Regions from separate parts of the Mus musculus genome. Here all the other regions are linked to region 1. A link is a loop called in an ENCODE intact Hi-C map of the cell type or tissue named here. Cell type or tissue: heart. All regions are shown on one strand. Each heading gives the region's core, and the rest is flanking DNA. Links, peaks and the distances in the headings are about the cores only. Region 1 holds the start of Noc3l (NOC3 like DNA replication regulator). Region 2 overlaps Tbc1d12 (TBC1D12: TBC1 domain family, member 12). Region 3 overlaps Tbc1d12 (TBC1D12: TBC1 domain family, member 12).

Region 1 (10,441 bases), core at 1,265-9,264:
GCTACAGTATGAGAGCTAGTCTGAAGGAAAAAAGGTGAACCTGAGCGACAGTGAGATGGCTCAGCGAGCAGGAGGAGCCCACTGCCAAGACTCTGACCTCACAACCACTTGCACAATAAATAAAGATATCATTTTAAAGACTTAAAAAAGCAGCAAAAAGTTTTAAATATTAAAAACCCACATTTCAGTATCTGAGAAAGACATATACTAGCACAATTGTACTTAAAAAGAAATTTCGCATCAAAAAATTCAATTTTTCTACCTTAAAAAGAAATAGTTTAGAGCCGGGCTTGGTGGCGCACGCCTTTAGTCCCAGCACTTGGGAGGCAGAGGCAGGCGAATTTCTGAGTTCGAGGCCAGCCTGGTCTACAGAGTGAGTTCCAGGACAGCCAGGGCTACACAGAGAAACCCTGTCCCGAAAAACCAAAAAAAAAAAAGAAAAAGAAAAAGTTTAAGTCCTTCTCTTATAATTAAAAGGATTCAAACAGTAACAATTATAAGTCTTCATGTTTGCCTCACCACTGAAAAAACTGTTCACATTTTTCCACAATAAAAAGTATATCAATGTGAAGCAAATAAATTAATTCATTAATTTAAAAAAAGCCTATCATATTCCACAAGGTGAGCCTTTCAAACACAGGAAGCGGGCTGTGGAGCAGTGCTCTACGGTGCCCACTCTCAGTACACTGCCTAACTAACATTACCTCCACTCATCATGCCGAGAGCAATCCGAGCTAACCATTTGTCAGACAGAGGCGCGTCTCATTACCTTCCTCATCTTCCAGCTCTTCCTCAGCCTCCTCTTCTTGCTGCACGTCAGTGACTATGGGACAGATTTACATATCAAAGCCATGACAACATTCCGTGGTAAAACAAAAACTGAGACATGAGCTGAGCCGCGGTTACCACAGATCTCAGGATGCCCTATCAGTGAGTGACTGAGGGAGGAAGCACCAACAAAGCTGCTCCGAGGCGGCTGGCGGGTTTTGGGTTTTGCCTTGATGGAGTTTCATGAGTACCTGCTTTGCTATAAATCCCTATAACTTTGTCTTTGATTTTTGCCCTTTTCTGTTCTGTTTCACAAAAACATTTTCTCCTTCTTTCTCTACCTCTGTCCCATGCCCTCCCCTCTTTGAAGAGATAGCCACCCAAACCTTGTAGCTCTAGTTGCAGTCCTAATGCAACAGGTATCTGAAGGAACTGTGACCCCGCCAGCATCGCCGGGCTGCTATATGCTAATGGCAGCTACTCTTATTCTGTAAGTATGACTAACCGCTAAAATATAATTAAACTTTGAATAAATAAATAAATAAAAGTAACCGTGCTCTATTAGTGAAAACTCGGTGTAACTAGGAAGCCAGGCACGCGGCTCACCCGGCTTCTCCCGAGCCTGAGGGATGATGCCACTCTTGTCCTTGATAGGGAGCAGGTGAATCAACTCCTTCTCCGGTGCGGTTTGCAGAGTTCTTGGCACTTTTTCATATTTCTCTATCACACTCTCATGCTTTCGTTTCTTGATATGGACTGGTTCACTGCAGAAAAAAAAAGCCCAGTTTCAGTTTTGAAGGGTACTGTCCTAGTTGGGTCTCTACTGCGGTAATAAGCATCGGAAACCGAGGGTTTATTTCATCTTACAATTGTCCATCACGAAGGGCAGGGACTCAAGGAAGGAACTGAAGCAGAAGCTATGGCAGAGCAGTGCTTACCAGCTTGCTCAGTTTTTCTAACAATGCCCGGGATCACGGACCAAGGGATGGCACTGCCTACCGTGGGCTGGGTTCTTCCACATCAAATTTCAATCAAGAAAATGTCCCACAGGCTCGCCCTCTTGACAAACCTCAATCTCCAAAAGTATTTACATTATGATTTATAACAGTAGCAAAGTTAGTTGTGAAGTAACAACAGACGTGATTTTATGGATGGGGGCCACACCACAGCACGAGGAACTGTGTTACAGGGCCGCATGAGGAAGGCTAAGAATCACTGCTGTAAGTCAATCTGATGAAACATTTTCTCTTCTCTCCTTTCAGATTACTTTAACTATCATTTAGAAAGTCTGCTGTAAACCAGGCATATAATCCCAGCACGCTGAAGGCTGAGGCAGGAGGACCATCAGTCATAGTACACACACTGGGCTCCAGAGTGAGAACAGGAGTCTCGTATGTATTAGGGCCTGGGTGATGTTCAGAAACCACGAGGAAAAAAACAAAAACAAAAACAGAACCACACTTACAACTTTGTAATTCAGTCATAACTCAGATGAACTATTACCTAGAAGAGAGATCTCTTGTGAGAAAAGATGCCTTTTGTCCTAAATCCTTCATCAGCTGTAGGTCATCCTCGTCCATCATATCCAAAGGCAGGGCTTCTTCCTCCTCGTCCTCCTCCCTCTCCATCCTTTTAACTGCTCCACCAAAAAGAAAAACACAAGTATTAGAACTGTGCATTTTCCTACTCTATCTATTACCTGCTCTCCCCGCAGTACTCCCAATGAAGGCTGGGTGACAAGCACCTAGCATCTTCGTATCTCTGATTCCTGAAATCTAAAAGTAAATGTTTCCATGCATTCTGAACTGTCTCTGGGCATCTGAGAGCCAATGGCTGAGTCCACTGGCACCTTCTCACCTCCAGTGACTTTTGCTCCATTTCATCTGTCATCTCCAAAGGCCAGGTCCAAGCCTGGATGCTCACTCTGACTGCAAGCGTCTGTCCTCACAGTGTCATTCAGTTAATTCCAGGGCACTGTCTTACTGACTACGGATAGAGAGCTTTATTCCTTCAACCACTTGCTGTCCTATACACCAGTGCTCTCCTTTTACTCCCTTGCTTAGACTGCACGGTAACACCTCACCCAGCCTCCTGCTAACACACTTACACTGCATGGTAACACCTCACCCAGCCTCCTGCTAACACACTGAGACTGCACAGTAACACCTCACCCAGCCTCCTGCTAACACACTTACACTGTATGGTAACACCTCGCCCAGCCTCCTGCTAGCACACTTACACTGCATGGTAACACCTCACCCAGCCTCCTGCTAACACACTTACACTGCATGGGTGACACCTCACCCAGCCTCCTGCTAACACACTTACACTGCATGGTAACACCTCACCCACCCTCCTGCTAACACACTCAGACTGCATGGTAACACCTCACCCAGCCTCCTGCTAACACACTCAGACTGCATGGTGACACCTCACCCACCCTCCTGCTAACACACTCAGACTGCATGGTAACACCTCACCCACCCTCCTGCTAACACACTCAGCAACTTTTCCTTCTACATTTAAGTTACTCATGTCTATCAAAACCCCAGCCTCACTCGAGTCATTCGAACTCTATCCGCTCATTGTTCCTGTTCCTCTTAACTCGACTCTTTATTTTTACATAAATACACATAATTATATATTAAAAAACAGTAACAACTAAGTGTCCCAACCCCTTTTGAGTGCAGAAGAGTCAACTGTGAACAAAACACTCTTACTGTCTTCCCTAACAAAGCTCACCTTCCTCGTAGCACTAAGACTGATAAACACTGCATAGAAGAAAACCCCTAATCTAAACTAATAATCCACTCCTCAAACCAGAAACTTGGTGTGTTTGTTGATCAGCTTTTCCTCTTCCACTGAATCCCCTTTTTCTCTGTCGTCACACTTCTAACTCCCTCACCTGCCTCGTTTCTCCGTCATCCAAGGACCTGGCCTCCCACTTTAGTAGAAAAAAGTCCTTCAATATTTTCATATCAAATTCAACAGCGTTTGCACCTGCCTTTTTCTTATATTCCTCCCTCTCTGGCAACTTCACTTAGATTCTAAGTTGCAAAAATAAAGAAATCTTTTGCTTTTCTTTTATTAAGGAGCTATTAGCATATTACACCTTTCAGATTGTAAAACTTAGAAGAGATCTCTGAAAGTATCTAACCAGCTAACTCATTGTTCCTTGATTGGAGATTGAGTGACCAACCAAGACTACATAGCTAGCAACAAAAACCAAGAGAAGATTTTTTTATTCCTGATTCCCAATCAAATGATCACTACCCATCACGATAATGCTGCATTTGGGTCAGACTGCATGGAGGTTAAGAGAAGGAGAGATGGCTATAGAACAATGAACAGTTACATCAGCTAGAGAACTGTCCTGACTTTAAAATGATCATATTTTTCTGTTTTGAGGAGCTGGGGTCCTTAGATGGTTCTACAAAACAACCGAGACTATTACAGCTGAACTTCACCCCAAGTGTACAAGGAGAAAGAAAACCACAAGTTTAGAAAAGGAAATACCTACTGGCAGCATGGTGAAGAATGGAGCAAAACCAAGCAGGCTAACCACGGCTAACTCTCAGTGGATGGGAAGCCGGCAGCCCTGATGCGTGTCCCGAAATTTACACAGCTGCTCTGAGCATCCCCCAAGTACATTTTCAGATCTGCTGTCTATGCCAACGAAAAGGAGAAGCTAGTTTTCTCACAGGGCATATGGTCTTGCATTGTTTTCTCATACTTACTGTGGTAAAGCATAAAAGACCTTACCTAGACCTACAAGGATCTGAACACAGGACAAGTGGACACTAGAAAACAAGTCACTTCCATGGAGAACATTCCAGCGTAAGTGAACACTTTCGTTACCTGGCCGTTTGCTCTTTGGGTCCTCCAGCGGAATGGGTTTTTTAGACACAGCATCTTTTACAGCTTGCCTTAGTTTCCTCTGCTCTTTTCGGTACTTCTTGATGGTACTTTGTTGTTTAAATTGCTTATTTTTCAATTTGTTTTCAAGTTTCACTTTACTAGTTTTTATCAACTTGCGAAAGCTTGGGACCTGCTTTTTATTTCTTCTCTAGAAAACAACAACAGAAGAGACACTACAACTAAGAAATTCTGATTATTTTTAAAATCAGGTGAAGGAAAACTCTTTATAGATTAAATAAAGCAAATTTCAAAACTGTCTCACAACCACGGGTCCTGTGTAAGAACTAAAAACCAATGCACGGCAGTAAGCAATCCTACAGAATGGCACTAGAGCATCAGTTGCTCCACACGGGATTTCCCTGTGATCTGAATCTAGTCTCTCACGTGTGCAATCTGAAAGCAAAACATTATGAATCTCTTCTCTGTGGCAAACGGTCATTCAAGGCTAGTCTAACACTGGTACGGCAACACATTCAGAGCAAAATAATGGATGCCTTTAGCAACTGACATTCATTTGTCGGTTTATTATTTACAAAGCACTCACACTTCCCAACACCCTAAATAATAATAATCCTCACGTCATTCATAAAGAAGCGAAGGTTACAGAAGTTATTCCAGCGCTCTCGCTGGTAAGTGCTTTGTAATCCAAATCCCAAGGCTACTTCTAAATTCCCTCTCCATCTGGGAAAAATCACCAGCCTTCCTATCACCTTACACTTTAAGGAGGAAACAGGCTCTCTTCGGGTTCAGTGTCTCACAAAACAGGTTCAAGGAACTTTAGACTTGCTTCTCGTGTGTATAAGATTCGAGAGACAGTTTGGAAAACCCTTCAGTCTGACACCATTCGGTGGCAGGGCCCGGTGCTGGCCTCGCATCTGCAGCCTGAGGTCGTGCTTGGGCGTAGTGGGCGAGGAAGCAAAAGCCCCAGTAATGACCCAAAGTGGATGGAGCATAGATCGGCTAGGGAGCACCAAGTTAGGCCACCGCCCCCTATACCAGACTCAAAACCTAAGGGAAAGATAAGCCAGGCAGAGGGAGACCCTGTCAACCCAAGCAGCCACAACTCCCGGGGGCCGGGGTTCGGACAGCACTTACCGCCTTCATCCTTAGGCCTGCGAGGAGTACCACAGACAAGATCACTCGGACAGAGGAACACGCAGGAGCCGGGTGGAAAAGACACACGTGCACTGAGCGCAACCTTTCCCAAACCGGAAGACGCTTTCAGCCTCTCCCCCTTTCTGCCGCCGGAAACGGGAGGCGGGACTTCCTCTTCGGGCGGCGGTGCGTGCGCCCCCTGGTGGCTCTGGTCCCGGGCTCAGTCTCTCACGGACTGACCCTTGTGAGAATCGCTGAGGCTGAAGAGTGGGCGAGTGGGCGTCCCAGCTGAAGGACTCAAGCAGGTTCCCGCCCGGATTCCTTTTCAGTCCTGGAGAAGACAAAAGACGAGGGCTTGGCGGTTTTGATCGCCGGCGTCTTGTGGCTCCGCCTGTTGCGGGTACTTCGTCTTCTGGATCTTCTAGAGGGCAACCGCAGCTTCTTTATTGGAAGCCATCCCTCCACAGGCACTGGGGCTTTGAACCGAATGATGAAAGATCTCTCACCACCTTCCACCAACCGAAAGTCCACACTTAAGTTTAGGCGTGGTGGAGCACGTCTTTAATCCCAGCACTGGGAGGTAGAGGCAGGTGGATCACTGTGAGTTCGAGGCCCGGTCTACAGAGCCTAGTCTACCCAGTGTAGTCCCTGTCTAGAGAAAAAGTCTATGGTTTTACTGTGGAATCGTTTTTTCTTTGGGTTTAACCATTATATGATAAAGTACTATATTGGTGAGACTTGCAGAATTAGGATTCTGTTACCTTTTTGGTAAAGATACTATCTGACTGAATCGTTAACTCTTCCAGGAAGATTTAAGCATCGCAAGAATGTGTATTTTAAGTACTTGTCTCCCAAAGACCTTTTCCTAAATTAAAAAACAGAATAAAACACTGGGCAGGAGAAGTGGTTCAGTGTTTAAGAGTGCTTGCTGCTCCTCCAGAAAGTCCCGGATTCTATTCCCAGCACATCCATCTCTGAGGACCTCTTCTGACCTCCTCAGGCAGGCACTCACCCACACATATATACAAACAAAATAATAAATTATAAAAAACAATAAAAATAAAAAGTTAATCACAAAGATGAACTTGAGGCTATTAAAGGTTTTTTAAAAAAAAAAAGAAAGAAAGAAAGAAAGAAAGGAAGAAAGAAAAAGAAAAAGAGACGCCGTTGTTATTTGACTGACCCTCAACTCAATATGCTCCTGTCTCAGTTTCCCAAGTACTAATTATAGAGTCACCATGCCCAGGGTTAAGTATATCGTTCTTGAGCACAGCCCTGACATTGTTGGCCTCACAGTTCTGAGCTGGTGAGATAAGCCAGAAGAAACCCAGGGGCCACTGAGATCATGAACAGTGGTAATCTTACAAAGACTAGTCCTTTCTGCTTTTCACCTCAGAGAAAAATGCCTTCTATCTGGCATCGTCTTTCCACCTCCCTTCTAACTTTCTCCCTGTTCTCTCTCCTTCCACACCCTGTCTTGGAAACAGCAGAGCCTGTCTCACTGTTAGATTACTTCATCACACTAATTGGAAACATCAGCCTGTGCTCTTTCTTACCAAGCCTGTGGCTGAATTCCTTCCCAAACATATCAACAGTTACTCCCACTTCTTCAGCTTGCATCTGGTTGTTCCAAGGATGAGGTATCCCCATTTCTATTCAAAACTAACCCCATGTTTCTTGCTCTTTGGTCAATCATCTTGCCCTCTGCCTTTCCCTAACATTTCCTTCCCAGTTAGCCTATCCCCGTAGAGCTTTTCACTATTTTTTTCTAGTGATGTTTTCTCCTTTTAATTCTTGTTGTGACTTTCTCTTTCCAAGGAAAAATCATCATTGTGTTTCCACTTCCTCTCCTCTGTCATAACCAACCCTGCGCTAGCCTTTTATGTATGAGTGTTTGCCTACTTGTATGCATGTGCACCACGTTCGCCTGGTACAGGTCAGGAGAGGGTGTCAAATCCCTTAGAACTGGAGTTAGGGATGGTCGTGAGCAACCAAATGGCTTCTGGGAATTGAACCCTATGTCTCTGCTCTAGACCACTGAGCTATTTCTCCAGCCCCCTATGCTAGGTTTTTGTTGTTTTTAATAAAAAGGAACTTCATCTTATTCTTTGCCCATTTTATACTTAAATTTATAATCAAGTCAAATCTTTGGGTCATGTTAAAACAGCTTGTTGCCACACACAGTCTCCTGTCTTGAAATCCAACAGCTTTTTGTTTGAAAGCAAGTTTGAAAGTGGAAGCTTTCATGATCCCTGCTGACTTAGTGCAATTGGCTTCTTGATCCTGTGCACTGCAGTTTATCATCAATTTAGCTAACCAGCTCTTAAGCCTAATTTATGCTTGCTTGTCTTCTTGGCTTACTCTAAACTTTTCTGAATACAGGTTAGCAGGGATCAATGGGCTATGCCAAACAGTACTGAAAGAGTTGTACTGAGAGATTCCAGTGAGTCCTTTGGGGAGATAGGTTCACCCATCTGAATCTTCCTGTGATCGTCCATTGAAGCTGGTCATAGGAAGATAACCAAATTGTAGTTTTCTCCTAAGTGTATCCAGTGTTTCCCATCTTTAGCCTCTCTGTGTTACTTGGCTACATTTGATGCTGCTTTTTCTTCTGTCTTCTCTTTCTCCCCTCCCCCCACACCCCCTCTCTGCATTAGAATGTGGATGCCCTTGGCTCTCCCAGCCATTTCTTCCTCAGGATCTTCTATTCTCTCTCAAGCTTCTTCAATGTAGGAGGTATTCTTTGCAGCACTATTCATTATAGCCAAATTATGAAATCAGCCCAGCTGATCATTGAATGAATGGATAAAGAAGATGTAACTGAGACTAGTGGCACAGATCTATTATCCCACCTACTCAAGAAGATCAGGCAAGATTGTCACAAGTTCAAGGACAGCCTTGATAACTTTATGAAACTTCTCCAAAATTTCTGTTTAAGGTTTGTTTATTAAATGTATGTACATATGTGTATATGCCTGATGTCTGTTGGTGCCCCTGGGGTCCAGAAGAAGGAGTCAGATTTCCCTGGAGATGGAGTTACAGCTGATTTTGAGTCACCAGACATGAGTACTGAGAAATGAATTCTGCCCCTATGGAAGAACAACAAGCACTCTTACCCCTAAAGCCATCCTCCAGTCTCATGTCTCAAAAAAAATCTTAAAGTAAAAAGAGTATTGGATATATAACTTAGTGGAACAGTCCTTTCCTAGCACATGTAAGATGTAAGGCCCTAGGCTTAATACTCAATATCACACATACATACATACATACACACACATACACACACACCACAGAAAGAAAGAAAGAAAGAAAGAAAGAAAGAAAGAAAGAAAGAAAGGAAGGAAGAAAGGAAGGAAGGAAGAAAGAAAGAGAAAGAGAAAAGGAAAAAACAAAATGTATATGGAACAATGTTCAGGTATGAGGAATGAAATTATGGGCCTGAAGAGATGGCTCAATAGATAAGAGCCCAGACTGTTCTTCCAGAGAACCTGGGCTCAATTTTCAGCACCTACATGGGAGCTCCCGTCTGTCTCTAACTCGTGTTTTAGGGGATCTAAGACACATACACATAAAATAAAAAGAAATATTTTTTAAAATTGAAGGAATGAAATTATATTATTTGCAGTAAAATGGTTGGAACTGGAGATCATCATATTAAAATTGGGTGTGCTCAGAAAAATATCATTTTTTTTCACATATTTAGAATCTTGAGTTTTAAGGCATTAAAGTAGAATTAAGATGAGTTGGGAGGGATGGAAAGGCTAAAGGAGCAAGTAGTGTAAAGTGTGCTGTATCCATGTGTGAAATGTCGGAATGAAGCTGATCATTTTGTACAAATCATGAACCTTAGTAAAAATAAGGTAGAGATTCCAGCATCCACCAAGGGGGTCAGAAATCAGAAACCAAAACTCCCCTCAGTGATGCTGGTTACAAAGTTCTGGTCTCTGAAACTATGAGAGAATTACTTTCTATTGCTTTAAGTCACCAAGTTTGAGGTAATTTGTTAGAGCAGCCAAGGAAGACTAATAACGCTAATATTTCTGCCAATGCCCTTGGAGATAGGACAATACTTCATCGCACGAAGGTTCATGAAACGATTGAGCTCAATCTACAAGCAGCCCACTCACAATCACACTATCAGGGTCCTTCTCTTTCTGGTCTCACTTTTATATCCTGTAATAATTAGTGGCTCCTGGACTTACCTTCAAAAAAATTATTTACACTCAAATGCTGTATTCTTTCCAGCATTACTTAGGTTACAAGTCTAAAATCAAGGCATTGACATAGTCGGTTCCTTCTTAAGGACCTCTGTTCTCTCATTTCTGACACTTCGGACATTCTGTAACAGTTAGCAACCCTTGACAGCTTTTGGCTTGTGGATACTCCAGGCTCTGCCTCCATCTTTATTTAACATTTTCCCTTTGTCTCTGTGCCTTCAGATGGCTGTCTTCCCTTATAACACTTAATTGGATTAAGGGCACAACCTAATGACCTGAAATTAAATAGGTTATCTCTGCCAAAGCCCTATTTCTAAGAAAGGTTACATTCTTAGGTACGTCCATTTAGAATTGTTAACATCTAGTGTTATTCTCCCCTTATCTGCAGAGGATGTATTTCAAAACCAGAAATCAAAGATATTATTGAGCCCTAAGTAGGTTTT
Region 2 (10,441 bases), core at 1,182-9,181, 82 kb after region 1:
TACATACAATATATGTTTAAATGTATAAACGTAAACTATATGCACACACAATAAATACAAGGAATCTGAATTCTGAGTTTGTTTTGAAATGCAGAGTTGCTTTTAAGCTTTCATTTGCCTTTTGTTTGTTGCTAGAGAGAGACCAGGCTGACCTCAGCCTGAGTGCTGGGATTAAAGGTCTGAGCCACTGTGTCGGCTCATTCACATTTTCTCTGAAAGTAAATTTAGTTTAGCAACACTTTTTGTAACTGGTTCTAAAAAGGTTCCAAATTAAGAGTTTTTAAAATTTTTAATTGTCTTTTCTACAAAAGGAATCTTCCTGCGAAATCTGTGGAAGAAGCGCTGCGTCACCGGCAGGAGTATGATGAGATGGTGGCCGAAGCTAAAAAACGAGGTACATTTGAATTACAGTGTGACGTTAATTTGTAGATTTTAACTATTTCATTTTATTAAAATAATTCTTATTTTTCTCTAGCATTTTTTTATAATTTAGGTTTATTTTAGGGTTTGTTGTTTGTTTTTAATTTTTTGAGACCGAGTCTCACTATGAAGCCATCTGCCCTTGAGCTCATCATAAATTTCAGGACTCTAGGGGAGTGGGGGGGGGAGTGTATTGGGGACTTTTTGGATAGCATTGGAAATGTAAATGAGGAAAATACCTAATTAAAAAAAAAATTCAGGACTCACCCTCTGTAGTTCTGGGATCGTAGGCGTGAACCGCCATGCCCAGACCTGGTTTTTCTTTTCTTTTCCTTTCTATTAAAGAGGACTATAAAGATGTTATTCGTGAGCCTTATTCCTAGCACTTCATTTTTAGAGTGTTTAGACTTTAGGTCTTTTACATTTAATAATTTTTATGCAATAGCAATCAGTCTTCTGGTGTTAGTTATAGTTTTCTAATTTACTGTCAAAATATAGTTTGAAGCCAAATTTTGCTTTTATAATTAGTAAAGTCTATCTAAAATCTCAGTGCTGTCACTGAGTTAGGTTTATAAATACTCTCATTAGCACAAATCATAGTTTTATTCATTCTCTTTTCCTCCTGTCCTCCCGCCAAATACATATAAGTTTACTTTAACACTATACAGAATATGTGCTGACCATCATTAGTTTAGGACAAATACTCATTTTTATAAATATGTATTTCTAATATATTTTTGAAATATTTATTTTGTATATATTTTAAGATGAAATTTATTAACTGATTTTTTCTTTGACTTGAGCAAGTGGAGTATGTTATAGTAGCATACAGCTCTGCTTTGTGCTGCTATTTCCTAAGTAACGTGTCTTTAATGTTACAGTAAACATGAGGTATATAAAAGTCCAGTTACAGCCTTCTAAAATTCCTAGTTATTTGAACACTGGCTAAGTTTATTTTAATGCATAGAATTAAAAATACTTCTTGAGTTCAAGGCCAGCATGGTCTACAGAGTAAGTTCTAGGATAGCCAGGGCTACACAGGTTTTGAAAAAAACAAACAAAAAACCCAACCAAACCTGTTTTGGAAAAAAAAAAAAAGGAAAAAAAATTTTTTTAGCATAGCCAGAAAGCTTTTATTTACTATTTTATTATTTGGCTAATATTTATTGAGAAGTAGATGGCACATGGTATAATAGAAATAATAAGATGTTGGGCATCCCAATGTTTTAGGCTTAATCCAATGATGTGTGGTTTCTGACTGTGGTACTCTGAGTATGCCCACTGTGCATCCTTATCTGTAAACTGGAAGTAGGTGACTAGGTTAGGCTTCTAACCTCTTGTTTAATGCTTCTTTCTTAAAGACATCTTACATATATAATCTGGATACATAAAACAGCGGTGTACAGCAAGTGCTTGGCTTCTTGTTTGCCCTTTGAGTCACATTCAGAGACACACATGAAACACAAAGTTTGGCTAGCTAATCTACAAGTTCTTATTGGTTCTAGCATTTTTTTTTTTAAATAACTTTTTGGTTGTTGGTTTGGTTTGATTTGGTTTGCTTTTTTTTTTTTTTTTTTTTTTTTTTTGAAACAGGGTTTCTTTCTCTGTGTAGCCCTAGCTATTCTGGAACTCACTCTGTAGTCTATGCTGGCCTTGAACTCACAGAGATCAACCTGCCTCTGCCTCCTGAGTGCTGCGATTAAAGATGTGTGTTACCATCATCTGGTTTTATAACTTTTGAGAAAGATCCCACTTTTCTTTATGTTTGAGGCAGCTTTTGTTCCAAAATTGTGACCTCTAAATTCAGAGGTATGTCATTTTTGTTTGTTGAGAACATTTTATTTTGACCTAATTAGTAAAATAAAACACCATACTAAAAGGTGTTTATATAATAATAGTGTCATTGGCAACATCATTTAAAATATATTGTTTATGTTGAGATTAATAATCCATTGTATGAAAAGTGGCCCTTGGTTAATTGCCTGCAGTTTTTATTGTAATTATTTCATCAACAGATTTTATTTTATAGATGAAGTAAACAACTGTGTAATATAAGCAGCCAGGCATGGTGGTGCACACCCGCACTCCCAGCCCTAGGAGGCAGTGGTAGGAGGCGGATGAGGAAGTATGTGTGAGGACAACCTGGTGTACAGATTGAATTCCAGGCTATCCCAGAAGAGACCCTGCCATACCTTACAGCCTGGAGAGAGTGCCTGCCTAGTGTAGGCCAAGTCCTGGCTTAGAGCCTCAGTATTGCATAAGCCAGGGGTGGTGGCACACATCTTTATCCCCACATTGGGAGGTAGAAGCAGGGTTATCAGTAGTTCAGGGTTATTCTAGCTTCATAACAAGCCCAGCCTGGCCTACTTGAGACTGCCTGAAAAAAATAAAGGATATAAAAGAGAGAAGAAGGAGAAGAAAGATGTATAGACCAGCCAGTTAGCATAGGACCTTGTCTAGATTAAACCAAAGCGAAAAACAAAGCAACAACAACAACAGCCAGAAAGAAAGAAGCAGCAGAGCAATTCACTGGCCATTGTTTAAAATTGATTTTGCCCTTTATCCCATTACTTTTATAAGATAGAAGATACTTTAAAATGATGTTAGACAGGGCTTTGTGTTTCTTCTTTTTCTCCCCCTTTCTTTTTTTTTTTTTTTTTTCTTTTTTACTATGAGAAGGTCCTTCTTGAATCCTTATAGATTTAAGGTACAGAAGGAAGGGATTTTGGTCTAGCTCATTTATATTGAAATAATTCTTACTTGTTCAAAACAGAAATTAAAGAAGCACATAAAAGAAAAAGAATAATGAAAGAACGATTTAAGCAGGAAGAAAGCATTGCAAGTGCAATGGTAATTTGGATCAATGAAATACTGCCCAATTGGGAAGTAATGTAAGTAAGCAGATTTCTCCAGAGTCTAGTGTGTCTCCAATAGTTCATCTTTTCCAAGTCTGTATTATCACTTCTCAGCATGGAGCTTATGCTGTGGTTAAATTATGCTATTAACCATTGCCCGAAACTCATGTCTTTCTCTACACTCTCCTGAGCTCCTGTCTCTAACGCATACTTTTCTCCCTGACCATCCTCTGTGCTGTCAACATCTTACCTGCTCTCTGAAACCCATGGAATGACTCAGGAAACCTTTACTCTTCTAAATTACCATTTTTCCTAATTCTAATACAACACTAATTATAAAACATTCATTACTGGAAGGACTCATTACATAGAGAAATATAAGGTACATTTATCAGATGTTGAAAAGTGTTTCTAAAGTTGAGTATGGTTGCGTGCCTGTAATTCCAGAAACCTGGAAGCTGAGATGGGAGGAATTCAATACCGGCCTGGATAATAATGAGTTCCAGATCAGCCAAAACCACATAGAGAGACAGTGTCTACAAATAAATAGATATATGAAAAGAAAGAAAGAATGTAAAAAACAATAAAACATTTTTAAATGCTGTTCTCTTAACTAAGAAACCATGTGAACTATGGTCTTTGCCCTGTAAAAGTCGTATGTCACCTTGAGGCTAGTATTCTTGCTTTTCCTGCCCCCGTTTTGGTCTCTTCTTTTTTTTTTCTTTTGGTTTTTTGAGACAGGGTTTCTCTGTATAGCCCTGGCTATTCTGGAACTCACTTTGTAGACCAGGCTGGCCTCAAACTCAGAAATCCGCCTGCCTCTGCCTCCTGAGTGCTGGGATTAAAGGCGTGTGCCTTAATTACACCCGGCTTGGTCTCTTCTTTCTTGACAATATTTCTACATAGGTTTTATCTTCCTTGTGGACAAAAGGGTTGAAGGATGCATTCTACAATGTATGTAGGGCATACATTGACAATGTGTTAATTGTTAGCAATGTGACAGACACACAGTAGTCCTTCTTATCCAGGCTCATTGTGTGAAGATTCAGTTGCCTGTAGTCTAAAAATGGAAAATTAGCTAATTACATATAAATAAAAACGTCTAGAAATTCAGAGTTTTAAATTGTGTGTTCTTCTGAGACGCCCAGTGAAGTCTGTGCTGAGCCTGTCTCCTGGCCATAAATCCTCCTTTGTCCTACCTTGCCACATGGTGCCCTTACTCACTCAGTGGCACTTCAGTTACCAGAGCTGCTGTTATCTGTTGCAGAGCTTCTGTTAAGTTAAGTTCTTTTACCTATGAAACACTAGCTGGGTCAACATTGTCAAAGGTAGCTGTAAAGTACTTCCTTTAAGCAGAAAAACTAGAAGTGCCCTATTTTGCGTGAGTGAGTGAATGAGAGGGAGTATATTTACATAGCACACATAGTATATCCTTTTAATTCTATTCTCATTGTTAACTTTTGTTTATCTCTTATATCCAAGTTACAAATTCATTTTTAACATAGATATAGTTGTGTAAGGAAATTGGTAGCTTGGTATTATTTGTGGCTTTAGAGTTTAGAATATATTCCCTGTATAAGAAACTATGAGGGCTGGAGCACTGACTGCTCTTCCAGAGGTCCTGAGTTCAATTCCCAGCAACCACATGGTGGCTCACAACCATCTGTAATGGGATCTGGTGCCCTCTTCTGGTGTGTCTGAAGATAGTGACAGTGTATTCACATACATGAAATAAATAAATAAATAAATAGTTTTTTTTAAAAAAGAAACTATGATGTTACATTGTCTACATTAAGTAATTTATATTTGGATCTCAGTACTTTTATAAGGCATTTATATTTTTACTCACATTTATCTTACTCAAGGTCATTCAGTGCAATATTAGAGGTGCTAAGAGATTTGCTCGAGTTTATACAATGTGTGGTTGAACTAGATTTGAATCTAGGCCTGATTCTCAAGCTTATACTCCTTTTAATGACCTACTGTTCCGTAAAGCCTAGGGCCTTACCCAGGCCTTACTCATAGTAGGTTCTTTGTGATTTTAGTTTTGTTACTGAATTGGCAGAACATTTATGTCCTTTTAATTTTTAATAATTGTCCATATGGTTCTGATTTTCTGATGACATCTTTAGTATAAGTAACACCTGTCAGAGGCTGTTCTCCTTAATTACCCTTAGCCCATCTCTAAGGTCTTCCATGGCCCATAGGCATGAACTCAAAGGGAAGAATGCGTTACATACTTAACACTTTAAGTCCTTAAAAATCATCTGATCACTTGGCCATAGGTAAGCCATCACGCAACTAGTGTTTTTGGTACAGAAAGTAACGTTTTCCTTTTTTCTCCTCCTTTAATTCTAGGCGTAGTACCAGAAGAGTTCGAGAATTGTGGTGGCAGGGATTGCCCCCTAGTGTCCGTGGGAAAGTTTGGAGTCTAGCTGTAGGAAATGAACTAAATATCACTCCTGGTTTGTATTCTATGTTCAGTTATTCCCTCACACAAATATCATCTCCAGAGTTTTATTAATCATATTAGTAGAGTTGCCATTTTAAAAACACTACCATACCTTTCACTTTCAGAGCATGCCTCATGCCCTCCCAGACTTTGTAATAGCTAATGAGTCTTTAATAAATTATATATATGATTTGTGGGCTTTTTTAAAGCTAGTGAGTGTCTGTGCAGCGAGCAGTGAGTGCACAGAGGAGAGGCGACTCTAGTGCCTGGAGGGACGGCTTCTCTGTGCTCAAACAATGAACAGTGTCCTGAGGGAACTTGATTTTTTTTTTTCCTGCTGAATGTTTAATAAGTTCTTTGAGAGTTTGGAGTTTTTCCTTATTTTTTTAAGTTAATACAGTAAATGGGTTTGTTTCCCTGAGCAGCTTTGTTGTGTGTGTATGTTGTTTAGATTTTACTTTTCCAGACGTGATGTTTAGCCAGACATGATGGCTCAGTGTATACTCACAGCGCTTGGCAGGCTTGGCAGCTCTGCAGCAGTTTGGAGTCCAGCCAGGCTGCATAGCGTATTGGAGGCTGGACTAGGCTATGGTGGCTATAGAAACTGTGTCAGAAAACCCAACAGTGATGCTAGTGATAATAATGAGAAAGTTTAGAAAGGAATGATAAAATTTTAAAGGAATTATCTGATTTTCTTAAGTTTATTTGATGAATTAAAGAAAAAGTTTAAATAAAATAATATAAATAAAATAATTAAAAAATTGGACATGACACATGCTGTAATTTTTTTCTGCACACAGTTCTATTTTATTATGACAAAGATGAATAGGATCTAAAAACTCATGTAAAGTTTTTTTTTCCTTTTTTTTTTTTAAATTCTGAAACATGGCTATAATCTTATGGCTGTAATCTCAGCACACAAGACTATTCTATACTACATAGTTGGAAGGCTACATAAAATTATCTCAGAATTGACACCAGTCAGCCTGAGTGATAGTGTTAAAGCAGACAGTTAACACCACAGGTTACTTTGACCTATAATAGCAGAAGGAATATATTGTCTGGCTAGGGGTTTAACACTGTAAGTATTTACCTAGCACAAATGTGGCTCTGGGCTTGGTCCCCAGTGTTGCATAAACCAGGAGGTGGAGACAGTAGGCCCACAAGTTCAAGGTCATCCTTAGCTACTTAATGGATTAAAGATCAGTTTGGAACAATAATGATAATAAAGAACTTCAGTGACTGTGGAGGGGTGGAATCTGTGCAGGCCCAGAGACAAGTTATCTTTAGCTCCTTCAAGTGGTCATTAACTGCTACTTGAGGCCATTTACTGCCGTCTGTGACCTATCATCTTTGTGATTGTTAGGTAAATCCTTTGGAATACATGAACAGATCCCAACTCATCCTGACTTGAGTTGTTGGCTAAGCAGCATCCTCACGGCAAACGCTGGGAACGTCAGATAGCATCCGAGGTCTATAGCAGAGGTTCCCCACTTTGCTTCAACCTGCACTCCTGTGCCTATCAATAAATTTGAAAAGTACCAAAAAAAAAAATCAGTTTGGGCTACATAAAGCATTTTCTCAAGAAAAAAGAAGAAAGAAAAGAAAAGAAGCCAGGCAGTGGTGGCGCATGCCTTTAATCCCAGCACTCGGGAGGCAGAGGCAGGCGGATTTCTGAGTTCGAGGCCAGCCTGGTCTACAGAGTGAGTTCCAGGACAGCCAGGGCTACACAGAGAAACTCTGTCTTGAAAATCCAAAAACAAACAAACAAAAAAGAAAAAAAAAAAAAAGAAAGAGAAAAGAAGGAAGAAAGGAAGGAAGGAAGGAAGAGAAAAAGAGAAGTAAAGAATATAGTTACTGTTTTTTTTTTAAGATTTATTTATTTTATATGACCACACTATAGCTGTCTTCAGACGCACCAGAAGAGGCCATCAGATCCCATTACAGATGGTTGTGAGCCACCATGTGGTTACAGGGAATTGAATTCAGAACCTCTCGAAGAGCAGTCAGTGCTCTTAACTGCTGTTTCTTCAGCCCAGTTACTGGTGCATTTTTAACCTGTTCTCTATAAGCACTACACACGCAAGGTGTACACATGGACAGGCAGAGCACCCAGGACCCATACACATTAAAAAACAGACAGCTTTTAGAGGGCTGGCGAGATGGCTTATCCAGTAAAAGGTGCTTTCTATGAAGCATGATAATTTCCATACCTAGGGCCCACAGGGAGAGAACCTGGTCCCACAAGTTTTCCTCTGACCTTCACACATACCCTTGTTCCATCCAAATAATGGAATAATTTTTAAAAACTTCAAGAAATAGATTTTAATGTCCTTAGCATAGTGGCATAGGCCTATAATTCAAGCCATGGAGGTTGAGGCAGAAAAATTGCAAATTGAAGACCTGTAGAGGTTACAGAGTGAGTTTGAGGCCAGCCTGGGAAACTAAGATAAATCCTGTAGATAAATAGAAGCTGGACATGTGGTGTAAGCCTTTAATCTTAGCATTCAGGAGGCAGAGACAGGCAGAGCTTTACGTTTTCCAGGTCAGCCTGGACTACAAAGTGAGAACCTGTCTGAAAACAACAGTAACCTCAAAAAAACCCAAACAACAGCAACAAAACAAAACAGAAAACCCCAAGCAGACCAGGCTCTGTGGAAGAGGGCTTACCTCCCAAGGCCTATCAAAGCTGGAAGCTCATTTCCTACTGTACTGAAAGAAAGAAAAACAGAAAAGGCTGGTGGCACATTGTATAGTTTAGTGATAGGGCACCTGCTTGGCATATTCACCTTAAAGTATAGTAGACTTTCTGTGACGTAATATATTTAAATAAGACACAGGTTTCTAATGATTTCAGTGGAACAGCTTAAAAGAAAATGGTTTTCTTGTAGATTTAAACAGCAACTGACCGGTGGTTATTTGAAATTTTGTTTTATTTTTAAATGATCTTGTTGTTGCTGATAAAGTTGGCTTTAGAATGGGGTGGTATAGCTCACTTGGTAACTTAGAACGTGAGGTTGTATGACAGTGAAACAAATGTCACAGTGCCGACATATTGAGATTTGCAGTATGACAAGTCACTCACTTCAGTGTAGTTTTAGGGTCTCTGTAGTAAATACTTATGTGTTGAAAATGAAATAGGAGGGCTGGTGAGATGGCTTAGTGGTTAAGAGCGCCGACTGCTCTTCCAAAGGTCCTGAGTTCAAATCCCAGCAACCACATGGTGGCTCACAACCATCCGTAACGAAATCTGATGCCCTCTTCTGGAGTGTCTGAAGGCAGCTATAGTGTACTTACATATAATAAATATATAAATTAAAAAAAAAAAAGAAAATGAAATAGGAAACTTGGCCGGGCATGGTGGCGCACGCCTTTAATCCCAGCACTCAGGTGGCAGAGGCAGAGGCAGAGGCAGGTGGATTTCTGAGTTCCAGGACAGCCTGGTCTACAGAGTGAGTTCCAGGACAGCCAGGGCTATACAGAGAAACCCTGTCTTGGAAAAAAAAAAAAAAAGAAATAGGAAACTCATTTCATTCTCTTTTCTTTTCGTGGGAAGCTCAATCTTATAACTTAGTAACTTTACATCCTAATAATTGATCCCTTATTTGAATTTTTTTAATCATACAATTTATAACAATAAATATTAGCTAGGAGTACAGGCTGTAAAGTTAGTCAGATAGGGTCACATCTGATTCTACCATGTATTAGATTATGACCTTGGGCAAACTGCTTACTGTCTATAAGTGCTTACTCTACAAGATATCTAGATATCTTTTTTTATTTGTAAAATGGAATCATTAGCCATACCAAAAATTTGTTTTGGTTATTTAAAATATGAGTATTTCTTGTGAAAGTGCTCTTTGTTGAATGTCTGAATAATTTTCCCAAAATCTGAGACTAAAATCCTGAAACCAGAGTGTTCTCCATTCAAGTATAAGACCCTGTCCTTGTCCTGTCTTTAGGCCTGATTCCACCCCTCCCTTTTTAGATTCTATGTGAAATTAACTGAGACAAAGGCCTTCTCTCTGAGGATATTATTTATGTCTTATAATTTCTCAAAAGGGAAGTTACTCTTTTGATTTTTTTTTAAAACGTGTTACCATATTTTTCTTAGTAGATGAGTTTTGTGGTTTCTCATGGATTTGTCAGCTAGAGCCTTCTCTTCTTTCAAGGCAATTTAAAACTTGGTTAAAGAGGGAAACTAACATGGAAACAGCTTGACATTTAGAAAAGTATATGCAGTTGATAATTGACAACCTCAAGCAATTATATACATACATTTTTAAATTGCAGTTGCCTCCTCTACCAAATCATTCAGGGATTTATACATAAGTAGTTTTAACTTTTTATTTCTTTTTTTTGTTTGTTTTTTTGAGACAGGGTTTCTCTGTATAGCTCTGGCTGTCCTGAAACTCACTCTGTAGACCAGGCCGGCCTGGAACTCAGAAATCCACCTGCCTCTGCCTCCCGAGTGCTGGGATTAAAGGCCTGCGCCACCACGCCCGGCAACTTTTTATTTCTTTTAAATTTTTATTTTCAAGTCATTTGTAGTAATAAGTAAGTAAAAAGGGAAATAGAATTGTAATGTTTGAGATATGTGTAGCCAAAGTCTTAACTATGTAAGAATACTTGTTTATAGTATAGTTGTTATATACATTGGAATATTGTGTTGAAAAGAAACAAACAAAAAGGATTGGGGATTTAATTCAGTGGT
Region 3 (10,441 bases), core at 1,687-9,686, 98 kb after region 1:
AGGTATGCTGGCACAGGCACTGAGATAGTGCTATTTCAGGAGGGTAGAGGCAAGAAGATGGGAAGTCCAAAGCTACACAGGGAATTGAAGTTTGAAGCTAACCTAAGCTACCCGAAGAAGCTAAGTCCTAAATTCTAGGGATGGGACATTCTTGATTATTCAGCTTTTCTACTTACTTTAACAGGCAGTGTCCTCAGCCTGTTTAAATTTTATCTGTTTGGTAATGCAGGTCTATCTGTTGCTGACCGAGAGGCTAGTCTGGAATTAATTAAGTTGGACATATCCCGTACATTTCCATCTCTCTACATCTTTCAGAAGGTGAGGTTTTCTAATCAGTTTTTAACTACTGTTTATTCTTTCAACACTCAGTGGTACAAATTCTATAAATCTATAGGCACTATTTTTATTTTATTTTATATTTAATTTTTTGGGACAGAGTCTCACAATTTAACCCTGGCTGGCTTGGAATTCCCTAATAGATCAGGCTGCTGTAGGAAACACAGAGATCCATCTGCCTCTGCCTTCCAAGTGCTGGGATTAAAGAAGTGAGTTACCATACCCAGCCAGGTATTACTATTTTTATAATATTTATTTTTATTTTATGTGCATTGGTGTTTTGCCTTTATGTATGTCTGTGTGAGGATGTTGGATCCCCTGGTACTGGTGTTATAGACACTTGTGAGCTGAGAATTGAACTCGGGACCTCTGGAAGAGCAGCTTGTGCTCTTAATCACTGAGCCGTCTCTCCAGCCCCCGGGGATTATTTTTTAAAAGAAAAAATATTTTAAAAATTTGAGAAGAGGCCAGGCATTGTGGTACATGGCTTTAATCTCAGCCTCGTCCACATAGAGTTCCAGCGCTCACAGCTATATAGTGACACTCTGCCTTAAAATACAAAAGAAACTTCTAGGGCTAGAAGAGTGGCTCAGTGATTAAGAGCATTACAACCGTCCCTGACTCCAGTGCCAGGGCATCTGACTCCCTCTTTTGACCTCGATGGGCACCAGGCACATGCATGTAGATAAAACACTCATATACATAAAGTAAAAGGAGTAAAATATTAAAAATTAAAAATAATTTGAGCTTTTATATAAAAATGCAAAACTAAAAATTAAGGAATTTGCTTTCTGTGGAATAAAATTTATTGTCATAACATATACTTGTTATGTAGTAGGCACTTTTTTATTATAGTGAATTTCTGTATTTGAATTATTAATGAATTTGCCTTACAAACTGTTAAAATATGAATACATTAGTTCTAAATTGTTTAGAATTACCACTGAATTAGCAAGAAATACTTTACTTTTATATATTTTTTTACAGGAATAGCTGGCTATCTTTAATTTTTATATACTAAGATGCTAATAAATAATTTATCTATAATAAAGGCCACGTGATTAATAGAAAGTTTTGCTATTGGGACCAGTGAGATAGTTCAGCAGGTCAAGGTGCTTGCTGCCAAAGTCTGACAACTTGAGGTTGAGGCTGAGAAACAGAAGTAGTGGAAGGAGAGACCCAGTCCCTGAACGTTGTCCTCTGACGTTCACATGCACACTGTGGCATGTGTGTACCTATATACACGCACAATAGGTAAATACATGGGAAAAAACCCACTGGAGCTAGAGGGATGGCTCAGCTCTTAAGAGCAATTGGTTGCTCTCTAGAGTACCTGGGTTCAGTTTCTGGCACCCTTGTGGCAGATCACAACCATCCATCAATTGTAGTTCCAGGGGATATAACACCACCATCTTCTGGCCTCCATCAGCATCACGCACGTACGCTGTACACAGATATATATTCAGGCAGAACATCCATATACATACATTTTAAAATTACTATTGATATTCAAATTATCTAACATAACTCAGGCTAAATAGTTGGCACTTTTATTAAAGACAGGGTCTTAGTATACAGCCTCAGCTATCTGGGGAATCACTGTGTCGATCATGTTGATCTCCAACTTGGTGATCCATCTGCTTTGCTGAGATTAAAGCCATGTGTGTCATGTCAGGCCTATGTTATTTTAATTTACTTTTCTGAAATTATATGACGTGAAATGGGCTTAGTATAATGACATGTGCAAGGCCCCAGTTTCAATACTCATGTGTACATAGCAAAAGGATTAAATGGAAAATTTTTATATTTATTATACCCTAGAAGTATTTAAAATAGTTTGCAAATTATATAAGTTGTATTCAAGTGAGTATATTTGACTTATTATTCAAGATCAAACTTTTATTACTTCTGAAAACATCTTGATAGAATACATTTAGAATATCTTTATAATGATTAAATGTGCTAAAACTGGTCATTTAGAGAATGCTACAGTTTTATAGTTTTTAATATTTTATGAGCATTAACCTAAAGATCTTTACTTAAAGTTTCAATTTTTATTCTTTTTTTTTTCCCTAAGGGTGGCCCATATCACGATGTTTTGCATAGTATCTTAGGGGCATATACATGTTACAGACCTGATGTTGGTTATGTAAGTATTTGTTTCCATCTGATTTTTACACATAAACATTGTATCTGTGCTCATCAGGACAGCTCTTTACAGCCACAGGTCAGTCTCTGCAGCCCTGACCTTTGAGCTGATGGGTTTACCTGAGGAGGAAGCTCCGGGTCTTTTGCCCCCTGCTTAGGACGCCTGGCGGTCACGCTGCTCCGTGTGCTGGGTGCTGCATGATTCTTCTGTTCCTTCCACTCAGGCTTTGCTCAAGCCTCTTTTCATTTTGGATTCCCCCCTCATGTCTTTCTTGTGATTCCCCACAAATTCAGGCTCTTTTAAGCACAACAACTTCTTTTTTTTGACTTTTAGTATTCTATCTTAGAGACTTCCTTGCCTCTTCGTTCTTCATATGTTATAATGTGAAAACAACCACTTACGACATGAGAGCTACTTGGTACACTGAGATAGGCTCTTAGACCAAATAAAAGCTGGTTTAATTGTTTTCTGATTTATTAAATCCTATCAAATGAACAAATATAAAATTAGGGAAATTTACAGCCATTACAAGTTCATAGTAGTTGCTTTTACTGAGAAGAAAAACAAAATTGGTAAATTCTTCTTACTATCAGTTTGTAAATTTTGAGGAGGGTAGCTAGCACGTAGACTGATTTTAACCATTTTTACTTTTCCTTCCCTTTGAAGGTCCAGGGGATGTCCTTCATCGCAGCCGTTCTCATCCTCAATCTGGAGGAAGCAGACGCCTTCATTGCGTTCGCGAATCTCCTAAACAAGCCGTGCCAACTGGCCTTTTTCCGAGTGGATCACAGCATGGTATGAACATTTGGGATAGACTGTGTTTTCCTCATAAGTTTCTGTATTCTGAATGCCTGCTTAGAATAAAAAACATGAAGAAACTGAAGTAATCTAAGCAAATAGACAAAATTTTCATTGAATAACAATTTTAGAAAACTTGAAGCAACTCAAAAGAGTTGTTAATAAAATTTTCTATTAATATTAACACTTTCTCTTTCTGCCATAGATTATTTTGTAATTTTATTTATCTTTTTCTATGTATAGATGTTGAAGTATTTTGCAACATTTGAAGTATTCTTTGAGGAAAACCTATCCAAACTATTTCTTCATTTCAAGTCGTATAATCTGACACCAGATATATATTTGATAGATTGGTAAGTCACTAAGAAACATTAAATAAAATAAAAAGGAAATAGTGAATAACTTTCTCTGTTTTTTAGGAAATATAGTAAATATGCTAGGTGAGATTGACATATAAAAGGCACTTTTCCTTACGAATGAAAAAGTCCAAGGATGCATCTAAAAACGTAGACTGAAGCCAGGCTTGGTGGTGCACGCCTTCATTCCTAGTGCTTAGGAGGCAGACACCGGAGGATCTCTAAGTTCAAGGCCAGCCAGGTCTGCAAAGTGAGTTCCATGGCCAGAAGGAGAAATCCTGCCTTGAAAAACGAAACAAACAACATAGACTGGCTTGAAATTAGTTTCTTTCTTTCTTTCTTTTTTTTTTTTTTATTATAAAAGGGAATAGGGAAGAACCCGAAGACATTGCTCAGCTATTAAAAGGGCAAGCTACTCTTGCTGAGAACCTGAGTTCACCTCCCAGTACCTGGCTTGAGCAGCTTCACCATAGCCTGTAACTCCAGCTTCAGAGGATCAGAGACCTTCTGCCCTGTAGTCACATCACACACACACACACATACACGCACACACACGCACACGCGCGCGCGCGCGCACACACACACACAGACACACACACACACACACAGACACACACACACAGACACACACACGTCTTTTTTAAAATGAGCGAGGATAGGGAACTGGGCAGAGGGTCAGCATGGGAACGCACGTGCCACACAAACCTGACAGCCTGAGTTTGATCCCCAAACCTGTGTAAAAATCCAGCTGCAAGGCACATATCACAGCCTTTCAGTGGCCGTCTGGGAGGCAGAGACAGGAGAATCACGAGGAGGGAAGCTAGGCTGCTGTAATAAAGCATCAGAAGCAAGAGAGACTCTGCTTCCACAAGGTGCAAAGCAAGAGCCAACTCCCAGGAGTTGTTCTCTGACATCCATATTCACTATGGCAAATATATGCCAGCATGTACACACTCACACTCATGCACACACCCATGCAAGCATGCACACAAAGAAATACATATTCTTTTTTTTTAAGTAAAGAGTATAGAAATATCTTGAAATATAGTGAATTGTAGTAATGGATTAACTTATTTAATGCCTAGCATATACTAATATCTTAGAAAAAAGTAGTTGCCATTTATTCGTAACACAGCAAAGCTATATTATATGGTAGTATTTCTTTAATCAGAGATGTTTTTCAAAGCTTTATCAAAAGTTCTCAATTAGAAATGATTCCCTATTTAGATGCTAATATATATTTTCTTATTTCCTATATGTTCTGTTCTAATTCTGAGGATTTGTGTAGTAAGCAACAGCCAGTTGACTTTAGTATCATTGGTGAATTTTGATAAGAAGTGGAGAATTTGGGGCTGGAGAGATAGCTCAGTTGTTAACAGCACTGGCTGAAGCTGGGTTCAACTTCCAGCACCCTCAAAGTGGCTCGCTCACAACTGTAACTCCAATCCCAGGGAATTATTGGATGCCCTCTTCTGGTCTCCTCAGGTACTACATGCACAGGCACATCCAGGCAGACACATGATATTTAAAAAACAAAATTTTTTTAGTAGTTGTAAAGTTTTAATAAATTTTGAGTTAGGGCTTCTAGTTCAGCCTGGCCTTAAACTTCGTATGTAGCTGAGGATAGCGACACAATTCTGAACTTCACAGTCTGTCTCCCAAGCACTAGCGTCTCAGGCATGTGCTACCATATGCAGTTTACCCAGTTTATGCTGAGAGTAATACCCAGGTATCTTGCATGATGGGCAGTGCTCTCCCTCTGAACTCAGACTGGCTGTATGTTTTGATGGAAAAAATGAATAAGCAAATAATGACCCTGATCAAATATGATATCTTCCTAGTCATTTGGGCCTTTTCCTTTATCTTCCCTTCAGCAAGAGTAAATATTGTGCGCAGTCTCACATTAAAAAATTATACATTCAGACTCAAGCATTCTGGTTTCGGAGCCCCATGGCTCTAACCATTACACTATTTTACCCCCTCATTCCCACACCCCAGTTTATTCCAGACTATCTCCATGTAAGGTTCTAAATTTACTTAATGTCATTACTTACTGCTTAATTTATCACTATTCAAGTTTTGGGAAAAAAGTCTCAATGTATTTGTCCTCTTATCCCTGTATACTTCTTTTTCCCTCCTGATGCTTAATGAGTAAAGGAGTCCATGCTGAGTAACTGTTTTTTCCTTAACTCTAGGATCTTCACATTGTACAGCAAATCACTGCCACTTGATCTGGCTTGTCGAGTCTGGGATGTGTTTTGTAGAGATGGGGAGGAATTTTTATTTAGGACTGGATTAGGGATCCTCCGGCTATATGAAGATATACTCCTACAGATGGACTTTATTCATATAGCACAATTTCTTACCAAATTGCCAGAAGATATAACATCAGAAAAGCTTTTCAGCTGCATCGCAGCCATTCAGATGCAGAATAGCACCAAGAAATGGACTCAGGTAGAGTGACTTTATTTATTTTTAACTCTTAATTATCTGTGTTAAAATTATCTGTGGACTTTTGTAGAGCAGTTATCTGTATCACAAATGTTAGTAAAACTAAAAATAAATTTGGTTTTGAAATGGGATAATTTAAAATGGATTTCTCTCTTCTATGTACCTAAACTTATATCTTTACTTTACAAAGTTCTGCAGTATTGTAGTGAATTGACACCTACAGTAGTCAGCCTTCACCCGAGCAGACATGGGTGACTTTGAGATTTCAAGCAGGCACATGTTATAGTAAACACCTGCTGTGAGATGTCGAGGTGGGTCAAGGGCAAAGGTGCCTGTTGCCATGGGTGACAACAAGGATGAGATTATTCTCTGGGTGCCACACAACGGAAGGAGAGCACTGACCTCACACATGCACCATGCACAGGCATGCTGACACACACACACAAACCCAGGCAAGCAAGCACACAAACGTTAAAAACAAGAGGCCAACACCAAAAAGCCCTAGCTGCTGTGTACTAAAAACTTACAACGGAAAGAACCTAATGTATGATCCTGGCCTCTTGTTGTTTTGAGTCAGGGTCTCCTTTAACGGAGGCTTGACTTGATCTTATTGTGTAGCTGTAAGGATGACCTTTGTCTTAGTCAGTGCACTGTGCTGTGAGAGACACCGTGGCCACAGCACTTCATTGTGTCCTTGCTTACTTTGGTCCGTGATGTTGACGGTGGGGAGCATGGCAGCATTCAGTCAAAATAAAAAACCAGGTGATCTGGAGTCTGGGATGGGGGCCTGTGCCTGTAATCTCAGCAGTGAGGTGGCAGCAAACTCAGCCGTTCAGTCTCCTCTGCTGAGCAACAAGTTCAGTGCCAGTGTGGGCCATGTAGACCCTGTCCAGAGACCTTTAAAAAAGGTGGTCTGAGGACTTGAGGATGCTGGTATTTCAGAAAAGCTTTCTGTGTTTATGCCTCTGGTTATTTACATCTCTTTGTTTCATGCTATTTGCAGGTCTTTGCATCTGTAGCAAAGGACATTAAAGAAGGGGACAAGAACACCAGCCCTGCTCTGAAGAGCTAACCTTTGAGTTAGTGACAAACTGAAATGCAAAAGGTAGTTTTCGGGGAAAGTTTTCTCTTTCCTATGTAGATACCGTGAAGAAATGTCGGAGAGAAGAATCGGGACCTGGAAAAACTTCTGGGTTTAAATTCCACGGCTGAAGTAAATGAAACGCGTAATTTATTGACAGTATTAATAAAAAAGTACCTGTGGAGAGCCATTTTTCAGAGGAAAAGGCTTAGTTGGCTATTACATACTCCATAATTTGGAGTGAATACTTTAATGCAATAATTTTTTTTAAAAAAAATAGCTTCACAGAAACTTCAATTTTTATGTCGTTTCTTTTTTAACAATTAACTACAAATGCACTTCTGGAGTCAGAATAGGATTGCTAAATCCTACTTTAGTCTCCAAAAATGATAGAACACATGTATTATCTCCAGTTCTGAGCTTGGGAAGATATTCTAGACCAGTAGTAAGCAACTGAGTCGTAAGTTCCGTCCGCCACTGGAGCTCTTGCCTGCCTTGCTCGCAGGCCAGGGAGGTCCGCATCCTCGAGAACTGGAACACTGGTGGACATGATTGCCTGTTTTGCTTATGGAGTTTCCCACAGTGTTGTGTCCCCTTGGTTTTTGAAGAGAAATCTTTCTCTAAGTAATTTCTATCACAAAAGAATTTTCGCCTTATTGTTTCTTGTCTGCAAATTGTTATGTAGTAACTTAACATTAAAAAAACTAGGTAACTGGTAGAAAGGAAGATCTTTTTGCACTTTAGAGGACTGAAGACTTGACTTTGAGAATAAGAATAAGAAAGCAATGAATTCTAAGAGTTCGAGATAACACACTACTTACAAGACTTGAATTTTTTAGTTAAAATCCATGTTCTATCTATAGAAACAAATTTTATTAATTTCAGTTTGAAATTTAAAACTTTATATAGCTAAGTCTAAGACTTGTGAAACTCTATGCATATTTTTTTCTAATTGATGGGAATAATAGTAAAAGTAATTTTACCTTTTTTCTTAGTCTAATGGCATCTCAGATAAACTATTAATCATTGGTAAATTGACATTAAATTTATTACTCTTAATTTCTTAACCTAACCTAAATCATTTGAGTATTATGGTTAATATCAGTATAAAATACTATTTGGTTATTGATTAGATTTATACTGTTCTGATGTTGCAATTTGGTTTGAAACAACATAGAAGCACACATTTCTGTTAGTAGTGGACATACATATATATAGTCTTTAGACTAACAAGCCAGAGATTCTTCCTTATTGGATAATAAACTGCCTTAGGAGTATGGGACCAGAGGAAGTGCATATATTTTTACCCTATGGGTTGATCATTCTAGCCTCAGGAACCCTGTAGAATTAACTCCTGTCATAGGGGCTAGCTCAGTGAAACTGGTAGTATAATAAAACAGTGAGGGAGTTTCTAGAGTCTTAATAGGTTCTAGCATGAGGACTATCCCTTAATATTGGTGTCTCTCATAAAAGGCACATAACCTCCGGGAGTAATCTCATTGAATTTATATTACTTGGCCTAGATTTAATCTTATTTTCATGTATTAGTTTGCTAAGGTGGTCCTACACTCTGCATTTCTTTCCCTTATTTTTTTTATTGTACAGTTTCTTTACCTACCAAGTATAAATGTGTATATAAAATGTAAATACAAGAAATTCACTAAAATCCACTAGTAACAATTACTATGAAAAATAAAACTTGTACACAGAATTATGAGAAAATGAGTCTTCATTACTTTGGTGCCTTCAGGTTTAGTCAACATCTAGAAAAAAAGGAATAACTTTTTTTGTGGGGGTGCTCAGATTTCTCCTCTAAGGAATCTATGAGATAGTCAGTGCTTTGAGCCTTTCAGAGCAGCTGACATACTATACTGTTGTATGTTCATTCCCTTTGGGTCACGTAAATAGGCAATAATGTGATTAGTCATGTGACCCCACACAGCATCCATCCATCCATCCATCCATCCATCCATCCATCCATCCATCCATCAATCTGCGACAAGGTATCTATGTATCCCTGGCTGGGCTGACCTAGAACTCACTATGTATACCACTCTGGCCCCCAACTCAAAGAGATTAAGGATGTGTGCCACATCTAGCTGACAGAAATATATTGGGGGTGGCACTGGTGCTCTTAACCATCTCTCTAGCCTCTATGTGTGTTTTCTTATGTTGATCTTTTTTGTTGCAGCTGCAACTTGAATTAAGAATGGAGATAAAGGGCACCCTTACCTCATTCCTGGTATTAGAGGAAATGCTTTCATGCTTTCCCTATATATCAGTATTATCAGTCATCACGATCTGGCTTTGAGTTGGCTTGTATTTGAAGAATTTTTTGTGTGTGTACATGTATGTTTTTATGTATACAAGTTCACTGCAAATTCAAGGCCAACCTGGTCTATATGATGTCTTCCAGGCCAGCCAGGACTATATACTAAACTCTGTTTCAACAAACAAGTATTTCAAAAATACTTTTCTATTCCTGTGACAAAACACCACAATCAAAGCAAATGATAAAAGAATGCATTTAATTTGGGACTTATTGTTCAGAGAGTGAGTCCATGAACATGACAGGGAGCTTGGCAGTAGGCAGGCCAGCATGATGCTGGAGAAGTATATTAGTCAGGATTCTCTAGAGTTACAGAGCTCATGGAATGTCTCTGTATATTTAAAGGAATTTATTGGAATGACTTATAGTCTGCAGTCCAACTAATCCAATAGTGGGCAGCTGTGAGTGGGAAGTCCAACAGTCTAGTAGTTGCTCAGTCCCATGAGGCTAGGTGTTTCCGCTTGTCTTCTGTATAAGCTGGAATCCTGAAGAAGGTTCCAATAGATGTGCTGGCAAGTAAGTGCAAGCAGGCAAAGAAGAATGAAACCTTCCTTTTTCCAGTGTCCTTATGTAGGCCTCCAACAGAAGATATGGCCCAGATTAAACGTGTGTACTACCATGCCTGGGTTTGGAACTTTCTTTTCCCCAGGATGACTTTAAACTCAGAGATCTGCTTGCCTCTGTCTCCTAGGATTAAAGGCATGTACTACCTTTTCTGGGCCTAAGCTTTTCATGGCCACCATTCCTCAAGATCTGGATCAAAAGCATGTGTCATCTCATGTCAAGGTCTGAGTCAAAAGCCTGTGTCTTGAGACTGGAAGCAGCCTCAAGATCTAGATCACAGGTTTGCTCTCCACTTCTGGATTGTAGTTCATTACAGATATAGTCAAGTTGACAACCAGAAATAGCCACCACAAGCAGTACATTAGAGCTTACCTACA

Evidence for each region. Peaks named below come from ENCODE experiments on the same cell type or tissue, not always from the same donor. Only the 100,000 strongest peaks of a DNase experiment are listed, where the experiment ranks them.
Region 2: it touches region 1 in a loop (4-fold over the local background); 4 of 42 quality-filtered maps call a loop at or near these places.
Region 3: it touches region 1 in a loop (2.2-fold over the local background); 5 of 42 quality-filtered maps call a loop at or near these places.

The regions. Positions count from the first base shown.
Region 1 is chr19:38,813,312-38,823,752 of GRCm38, forward strand. Noc3l (NOC3 like DNA replication regulator) reads right to left here and starts at 5,926. Exons shown (of 21, transcript NM_021315.2): 1 at 5,782-5,926; 2 at 4,627-4,834; 3 at 2,272-2,404; 4 at 1,375-1,532; 5 at 770-823. The coding sequence starts at 5,790. In heart, for the core only: a CTCF peak has its summit at 5,981 (motif pointing left); a DNase peak (open chromatin) is centred at 5,930; H3K4me3 peaks cover 1,852 bases; H3K27ac peaks cover 2,365 bases.
Region 2 is chr19:38,895,676-38,906,116 of GRCm38, forward strand. Tbc1d12 (TBC1D12: TBC1 domain family, member 12) reads left to right here. Exons shown (of 13, transcript NM_145952.4): 4 at 312-394; 5 at 3,194-3,311; 6 at 5,634-5,740. Among named protein-coding and RNA genes, the nearest start is that of Hells, 30 kb to the right of the region's middle. In heart, for the core only: a CTCF peak has its summit at 5,692 (motif pointing left); no DNase peak of the experiment used is centred there.
Region 3 is chr19:38,910,778-38,921,218 of GRCm38, forward strand. Tbc1d12 (TBC1D12: TBC1 domain family, member 12) reads left to right here. Exons shown (of 13, transcript NM_145952.4): 8 at 230-318; 9 at 2,414-2,485; 10 at 3,152-3,280; 11 at 3,527-3,636; 12 at 5,835-6,093; 13 at 7,094-8,893. The coding sequence ends at 7,162. Among named protein-coding and RNA genes, the nearest start is that of Hells, 15 kb to the right of the region's middle. In heart, for the core only: a CTCF peak has its summit at 5,114 (motif pointing left); no DNase peak of the experiment used is centred there.